2 separate regions of the Homo sapiens genome follow, and region 2 is linked to region 1. Evidence: read pairs that join two places in POLR2A ChIA-PET (ENCODE). Cell type or tissue: HepG2. All regions are shown on one strand. Links, peaks and the distances in the headings refer to the core of each region. The heading gives the core; the rest is flanking DNA.

Evidence for each region. Peaks named below come from ENCODE experiments on the same cell type or tissue, not always from the same donor. Only the 100,000 strongest peaks of a DNase experiment are listed, where the experiment ranks them.
Region 2: POLR2A ChIA-PET joins it to region 1 with 20 read pairs; 24 of 35 experiments call an interaction of 5 or more read pairs at or near these places.

Annotation. Positions count from the first base shown.
Region 1 is chr14:68,725,779-68,730,167 of GRCh38, reverse strand. It overlaps LOC105370547 (a long non-coding RNA gene), which reads right to left and starts at 2,145. Exons shown (of 4, transcript XR_007064227.1): 1 at 2,030-2,145; 2 at 1-360. In HepG2, for the core only: no CTCF peak of the experiment used is centred there; a DNase peak (open chromatin) is centred at 1,687.
Region 2 is chr14:68,782,030-68,786,418 of GRCh38, reverse strand. No RefSeq gene overlaps it. Among named protein-coding and RNA genes, the nearest start is that of ZFP36L1, 8.8 kb to the left of the region's middle. RefSeq lists silencers at 164-213, 234-303, enhancers at 1,546-1,605, 1,750-1,894 and a cis regulatory region at 1,815-1,828. In HepG2, for the core only: no CTCF peak of the experiment used is centred there; DNase peaks (open chromatin) are centred at 1,748 and 2,328; H3K4me3 peaks cover 686 bases.

The DNA.
Region 1 (4,389 bases), core at 134-4,133:
AAGGAAGCAGAGTGAATATGTTGATATGGTGGCTTAAGAAGATAGAATAGTGTAAACCGACACACTGTTCAAGAGTCTTGAAATGATTTTTTTAAAAAATGGAAAACAGAACCCCAAACCCCTATCTGGTATAGCAGAGAGTTCTTGGAAAGGATGAGAATGGGGTTCATGGCTGCTTTGGTGGAAAGGCTTGCTTGGTTCTTCTGCCTTTGCCGGGGGACCTGGGAGTGGGAAGGGGATGTTGGGGGAGAGGTCACTGTGTTTTCCTGAGAGGGTGGCGAGGGTCATCACCGTGAAGTACTTCCTCATGCACACTGCGGTCAGTTCCTTCAAAGCCTGGCTCCGATGGGTGGGTCTCATCTGAAAGACACAATTTGAGGAAACCTAGAGGGCGGCTCCTAAGATGAGGAAACACCTGGATGGCAGGTCTCTGATAAGGAAACAATCCTGAGATACCACTGCAGCTGCTTTGCATGCATGACCTATGCCCAATCAGATGACCATCTGCTTTAATCATCATAACCAAATAGTAATAATAAAAAGATCAAGGAATCACTTATCACCTAATTAATTTACTTACTGACTGGTGGGTTGGCAGAGAAACAAGTCTGGGCAATGCAGAATAACAAGCTACTTAGAAAATATGCAGAGAGGCTGGGTGCAGTGGCTCACGCCTGTAATCCCAGCACTTTGGGAGGCTAAGGCAGGCGGATCACAAGGTCAGGAGTTCGAGATCAGCGTGACCAACATAGTGAAACGCTGTCTCTACTAAAAATACAAAAAAAAAAAAAAAAAGAAAAATTAGCCGGGTGTGGTGGTGCACGCCTGTAATCCCAGCTACTCAGGAGGCGAAGGCAGGAGAATCACTTGAACCTGGGAGGCGGAGGTTGCAGTGAGCTGAGATTGTGCCACTGCACTGCAGCATGGGCGACAGACTGAGACTCTGTCTCAAAAAAAAAAAAAAGAAAATACGCAGAGGATGGCAACCCAGGGAAGAGAAAGTCACGTGAGCTCACCTCTGTGCTCTCGAGTGCATATAAATTCATGTAAGTTTCAAGACAATTCAGTGAGGTTGGTGTGATTATTATTCTCATTCTGTAGATGAAAAAACCGAGGCTTGTGTAGATTAACTAACTCGAGCAAGATCACGAGGTTGGAGGTGGTGAGCACTGGGTTTTGAACGCTATCAGATTATCCTCGATCTATACAGCAGCCTATAGTCAGAAAAGCATTTTCAGATCTGAAATTTCACTTGATTCTCAAAACCACTTATGGCAGGAGGTGATTCCCATTTACAGCCACAGAAGCTGAAGGTCATGGAGTTTAAGTGACATGTTCCAATCACAAGACTCTATGTGGCAAAGCTATGACTGCTCTGGGGCTTTTCACACGATGGCCTGTTTCCTGATCTCAAATTCCATTCTCAAATATCTGGGAACATTTTTTTGATTTGTTTGTTTGTTTGTTTGTTTGTTGAGATAGGGTCTCACTCTGTTGCCCAGGCTGCCGTCCGTTGGCGCAATCACAGCTCACTGTAGCCTCTCAACCTCCCAGGCTTCAGCAATCTCCAGCCTCAGCCTCCACAGGCTAGCTAGGACCACAGATATGCCTTTTAAAGTTTTTGGTATAGACAGGGTCTTGCTACACTACCCAGGCTGCTCTTGACCTCATCCAGGAAGACTTTGATGTCTGCCTTTCACTCATACATATATTTATTCAGCCATTCAACTAATATTTGCCAAGCACCTGTCATGAACAAGGCATCAAGGAGAACGGAAAACAAGCTAGATTTTTAAGAAGTCCCTGTGAATAAAAAGAATCTTATAATCTCACCGTCTGTGTCTGCCCTCACAACTATCAGTGGAAATTTTCCAAAATCAATGTGCTAACAGATGTGTTTTATTTCATAAGCTGGCACACTTAAAATTGAAGAACTAAAATGTTAAGAACTATTGAGTCACAAACATTCTCTGAACACCTTACACCTTAAAATGGAGGTAGTAATTCAGTAAGGTTTGGATGGACTCACGGTGACACCTCAGTGGGACACTTCCAATTCCTGGAGACAGAGGAGAGAAGAGTTTTGGCCAAGGCTCCCTTTGGCTGTCCACATTTGCTCAGACACTCAGCCTAGCTAGCATTCCTGTCTCCCCCCACTGTCCCTGCAGAATCTATTGTGAAGGGGCCCCTCCCATGGTCAAGCTTCCTCCCCATATCAGATTTTATGGCCCGGCTACTTCCTGGACAGGGCCAAACACTTAACAGATGCCTAGACTTGTATGGGTCAACGTCAGTGCGTATGCCGGTCATATTTCCTACACACCCATCTGTACAGAATCACACATTAAACATGATTTCTCACACAGAACTTCCATGGGGAAATCCTCACCCCCAAAGTGACAGAAGTTGCCAGAATATGTACAGGGAGGTAAAAAGCACTTAAAGACAAGTGAGCACGGTCATTTGCCCTGGAAGAGCATGCAGTGTTGGGAGAGCTGATAAACAAAATTTCCATCCCTCTCCATTCATCATTCATCAGTAAGTCATGCAGGTCAAAGTGTAGGGGGAAGGGGAAGAGGGCAGAGAGAGGAGAAAAGGGAAACTAAGAATTTTTTTTTTTTTTTAGAGATGGGGTCTCACTATATTGCCCAGGCTGGCCTCAAATTCCTGAGCTCAAGTGATCCTCCCACTTCAGCCTCCCAAGTAGCTGGGACTACAAGTGTGAGCTACCACACCCAGAGAGCTATGGAGTTTCCATTGTAAGGAAAATGAAGATGACAAAGGAATGCTGGGGACAGGCTTTTGAAGGGAATAGATCAACTCAGGCTGAAGTGCAGTGGCACAATCACACTTTAAATGAGTACGTTTTTAAATTTGTGAGTTGTATCTCAATAAAGATATTTTTAAAAATAGATACCTTAAACCTCACACATTTAAAAAATACAGGATATGGTATACAAAGAATAGATAGGACATACTTAAACTAAAAAAAAGAAATTACTTATTATTCATCTGAAATGAAAAGTTAACCAGATGTCCTATATTTTATCTGGCACTCCTACCTCCCCAACCCTCAACACCCAAAGCTCTTTGAATTTGTTTTTATTTTCTGTCCATATGAAGTACCTCTTGGGGCAAAGAGCTTCAAGTTTTATTATTCTCTTTGTGAAGCAGTGTCATGCTTTGTCTTCACTTCTCTTAAGTGTCCCCTTCCCACATATTTCAGAAAACGATGTATTTCTGCTGGGTTGTTTTCTCCTTAATGCTATGGAGGTCCATGCTCAGCCTTGGGCTTCCCAAAGAGAAATATGCTGGACACATCAGACAATTTTTTCTTGGCCAACTCATCCCTCCATCCCTTCTTTATGGTTGCCTTTTTTCAGGTCTCTTGTTAGGAACTCATGACTGAATAGCATCCAACAGACCACCAATCCAGATGTGATGGCCCAAGGGGATTCAATATGGGTGGGGGAAAACTCACTGAGGGTTTTCCAGGTCCTGTCCTGATAACGCTCACATTAGTCAAGAACCAAGTGTTTAGGAAGCACATTCACAATGGATAAAAGCCACGCCGTAGCATAAATCCATTTGCTATATGGAGTCTAAATCTTGCCTTTTTCTGTTTCATGTGATGTGATGTATGTGTGTGTGTGTATGTGTGTGTGTGTGTGTGTGTGTGTGTGTGTATGTGTTGTGGTTTTTGTTTTTTGCCTGTTTGTTTTTGTTAGCCAGATAAAAATCCAGTAAAACAATTGAGAGGATGGTGGAGGGAAGGCAGGTAATATGGTTTGGCTCTGTGTCCCCACCCAAATCTCATCTTGATATAATTCTCACATGTTGTGGGAAGGGACCCAGTGGGAGATAATTTGAATCATGGGAGCGGTTTCCCCCATACTGTCCTCATGGTAGTGAATAAGTCTCATGGGATCTGATGGTTTTATCAGAGGTTTCCACCTTTGCATCTTCCTCATTTTTCTCTTGCCACTGCCGTATAAGAAGTGCCTTTCATCTCCCACCATGATTCTGAGGCCACCCCAGCTATGTGGAAGTGTAGGTCCAATTAAGCTTCTTTTTGTTCCGAGTTTCGGGTGTGTCTTTATCAGCTGCATGAAAGTGGACTAATACAGCAGGTAAGAAGGATCACAGTGTGGTCTTCTGGATGCTTTCAGTGCAAGAGAATACACAATGAAGATGGTGGTTGTGTTAGGAGGGCGGAATTATGACTTTTATTCTCTCTTTCCTGTTTTCCAAACTTTATATAATATAGTTCTCTAAAGATAAAGAATTTGAAAGAGTGCTTAAATTTTCATTTAAAAAAATACAAGGCCTCACAATTAAAACTGACTACAAAAAGAAAATATTGCATTGTAAAATAATAAAAGCATGTAA
Region 2 (4,389 bases), core at 236-4,235, 56 kb before region 1:
GGCCTCTTGTCCCTTAAGGAGGAAATGAACTTTGTGTGTGTGTGGAGGTGGTGGTGGTGGTGGTTGGTGGTGGCATGTGATCTTCCTTTCGGAGTAAAAGCAAAAAAGACATTTAATCATTCACCTTGAGCTCATTCCCTGCAGGCATACCTGAGCATGTGGCAGACACCTTTCTAACTTCCCCTCTCATGGTGACGCTGGTTAGGTTCCTAGAGGCCCAGGCGTACCTCCTGGCCAGCCCTGAATTTCCTCTAGAGGAGACAGTCCTTTGACTGAGTCAGTCCTTTGACTTTGTCTAACCAAGATAGAGACATTGACTACTGGAGGCCCTGGAGGGTGGGGGTTGGCTGTAAAGCCCAGGGGAGACTCCTTATCATGTGGGGAAGCTCCATGTCCCCGGGTCTTAACCCTTTACCTCTACCTAAGTGTCTCCCTGGGGAACTCACTCAGGCTGGGATTTAGGTAACCCAGGCCCATGTGTGGTGGCCACAAGAGCCTGGTTGTGTCCCATTGAGTCCTTAAAGTTAGAGGAGATGGCCCTTGGGAAAGGGAACAGCAGAATATTTCAGGCCCATTATTTCTCCAGGATGTTAGAAGAAGGGGCCTCAGCAGCAGCCCTGTGCTGTAGTCTGGCAGGGAGGCCAGGGAAGTGTGAGCCCAGAACTGGCAAGAAACCCCTATCTCTGAGCTCCTCTGCAGCTAGGAAGGATAGGAACTATGCTGAGGGAGTTGAAGGGAAGGCTTTCACGAGGGAAGTGGGTCAGGAAAGGCCAGGCCAATCCTGGGGCACAAAGCCTTCTTCTCCACCCCTTACCCTGGAGGCCAGGGTGTCTTGAAGGCTGGGTTTAGGGGCCTGCACCAGGTCTGCCATGGATGGGTGGGGCCTCTGTGGCTACTGGCCCTGCAACCCACTCTCTGGCTGTTGGATGAAGATCTTCTCTTGGAGCAGCTCAAAGAAATGAGCTATTTTGGCCACCGAGCAATGCCTTTCCTGGCCTGGAGGCCTCATTCTCAGGAGGAAGGCTATGGTTCAGTGACACTCATGAAAGGAGGGCTTTGAGGGCCAACTGAGATTGTGGGTTAGTCTGAAGATGGGTTTTACAGTCAACTGGATCACGAAGCACTGGTTACCGAAGAGGCAGGGGTCATGGCAGGGGAAGGATCCAGGGCGTGAAGGAAGAAGGGGTGTTGAATGGAGCCCTTGGACCAGGGTTCAAATCCCAGCTCCCCTTCTACCAGCTTGTGCTTTGGATAAATGACTCAACCTTGGATTTTTCAGCTGTATCTCAAGGAGTTACTATGAGATCAAGCGAGCCATTAGTCATGACAGCTCTTTGTAAGTGCCAGGTAGTCCTCTAAGAATTTCCTGTGTGTTAACTCATTGAATGATCATAATGACCCCACGGAGGAAGCTCTATACTGTTCCTTTTGTATAGATGGAGAAATTGGGGTGCAGAGAAATTCACTAATTTGTCATACAGGGAGTCGGTGTCAGGATTTGAACCCAGGCAGGCGACCTCCATCACTATGCTAGAGTGTTGTAGGCTGGGACACTGGAGCAGTCCCTGGCACACAGTAACTGCAAATCAATCAGTGTTAGTTGCCCTCTCCCTTGGCCTTTTGTGGAGATTCTGCATGAACACAGGAGGCAACGAGTTGGATTAGATGATTCTGCACACACCCCCTCCGTTGAGTGCCATGACCTCACCTCCCATGAGGCCCTGCATTGGCACATTTGGAGGACGGAGTCTGGGAGGAGGGGGTAGGCCATCCCCTTGGACTTTCCCCTTCTCTGCCTGCCATGAGGTGGCTTCTGTTAATGATCAACAGACCAAAGGGTGCCCTAGGGCTGCCTCAGGGAGTTGGCTCCATGCCCTTCTTCCCCCGGGGTCTTCCACCCCTGTGTGTAGCCAACCATTTAATCATGTCTGGGTGGACTGACTGGAGGCTACCTGAGTTCAGAGGGGGAGGAGGTGGGGAGGTTAGCCAGGCCCCTGGTCACCCCCTTGCTGCCTTGCAGGTGGCCCTTCTAAGGCCTGCCACTTGCCTGCTGGGCAGAAGGCAGAGATTCTGAAGGTTGGAAAGCAAGGCAAAATCTCAGCCTTTTCTTGAATAAGGTCAGCACTGGGGGTCTCACCTCTTGATAGGTAAGGCTGGTGTTGAGAAACCTGGCCTACAATGCTTTCTGTGGGAGTCCCAGATGGTTACAGCTGAGTTACCATCATAGAAAACCAGACTCTGAGGAGCCAGGGCAGGGGCTGCCCATAAGAGCCAGCTGCTGGTCAGTGGACAAGGATGCCTCCTCCACATTGAAGCTGTTTGCAGTTGTTCTGAAATGTTGGCAAAGCCCAGGTCTCAAAGTACAGGGCTGTGAGTGATGACTGTACCTGTGCTATCAGCTTGGGTTGCAATGAAAATAAATATGGGCAATCGCCAAAACTAAGGCAATTTTTTCAGCACCTGGAGCCAGGCAGGTAGCTTCCCCCTGACTCCAAATGTACCTCAGGGAGAAGGAGCTCATGACCACACAGGTCAGCATTCATTTCCGCCAATCCCAGTATTCCAGAGCTATGGGAGGCTCTATTGTCCGTGGTAAGGAGCTGGTTTTGGAGTTACAGGGACCTGGGTTCAAGTCCCTGTTTGGCCTCAAGGTCACTCTGTGACTTCAAGCTAAACACTTAGTAAGAAGTTCAGATCCCAGTTTCCTCATTTGTAAAATAGGATGATGGTGATAATGATGATGATAATGACACCTAGGTCAATGGATAAACAAACAAACTGTGGGATTGTCACATCATGGAATACTATGCAGCTATATAAAAGAACAAATAACTGGTACACAACAATGTGGAAGAATTGCTAAAACAAAGTTGAATGAAAGAAACCAGCCACAACAGAGCACATATTGCATGAGCCCATTTGTATGAAGTTCATAAACAGGCAACAGTGATCTATGATAATTGATATTTGATTAGAGGATAGAGAATACATGTAAAAGTTCATTGACCTGTGCACTGAAGATTTGAGCACTTCACTGTAAGTTATACTTCAAAAAGACAAACCTATACAGTTGTCGTGAGTGTTAATACATGTAAGGAAAAGAAAAAGAAATTCAGTACCTGGCCCATTATAGGCACTTAATAAATTGTGGCTGGTCTTTGTAATAGCAACAACTGGATGATGCAGGTACTGTTCTAGTCCCCTTTTATAGAAGGAGGGAATGGTCTCAGAGCAGGTGAGTGACTTGCCCAGGGGATGTGGGGCTTGAATCCCACCCCAATGGCTCTCAAGCTTGCACAGTTTCCTACTACCTAATACTGTCCCTCAGTGAACAGGTGCTGTTTCTGCAGGAAAGCTAAATTTGCAGTAACCCAGGCACAACGAAGTTGACTAATTAGTAAGTGTAATCATCTGCATTAGAAAAGTTTTTCTTTTTGCAGATTTAAAATAAGCCTCCTTGCTAGTCAGTACCTCCTACGCCCTGTGGGAGGTAAAGGGAGGCCGAGTTGGGGGCTAGCTGGGCTCTGAGCGGCCGGAGAGTGGAGAGCCTTGACTGTCTGGTGGGCCAGCATCCAGAAGCCACTGTCCTGGGAGCCACCCCTGTGGGCTGCTTGCCTGCCTGTCCTGGCCTATCCCTCCCCTGGGCTGATAAGGGCTTAGAGGGGCCTTGGGGAAGGGCTGCCTGGCCCAGCCCCTCTTTACTGGCCCTCAAACTCAAGGGTGCATGGAAGCCTTACATGGCTGTCGCAGCACCACTTCCACCCTCTGTTCCATTCTACTTTTTTGGGAAGTGGTCCTTGGAGCTCCACAGGAAGATGTTCAGCTCAGCCAGTAGATCCAGCCACCCCAAGGAGCTGGGAGTGAGTTCTTGCTGGGCTGACCTCCTCTGTGCAGTGTCTGCACAATTGGCTCAGCCTCAGTGCTCTAGGAAGGGCCCAAGGCTTGGGGTCAGACAGCAGGGCAAAATTTGAAGAGATACTTACTCTCAGGGTCTTACGAATGAGTGTCTCCCGAAGTTGCACACGCTAGGCTTCTGACTTGCTTTATTCTCATTCCAGCCCTGTCAGGCGGCCCTGGATTTGTGATCCTGCTCAGCCACTTTCAAGCTGTTTGATCTTGAGCAAGTTGCTTAACCTCTCTGAGACTTGTTTTTCTCCTCTACGCATGGGGTACAGGAAGCATACTCACCCTGCCCACATTATAGGGCTGTGGTGAGGATCAGATGAAATGGAGAGGAAGGAGCTCTGGAAATGATAAGACCCTAGACAAAGGTCATATTGAGAGTGTGGGAGCAGCTTGCAGTCCTCAGAATGACAGAGCCCTTCTCTAAAGATGTTTGAGTATCAAAACGTGGTGCTTTGCCACCTTGGCTCACTCTCTCGATTTTCT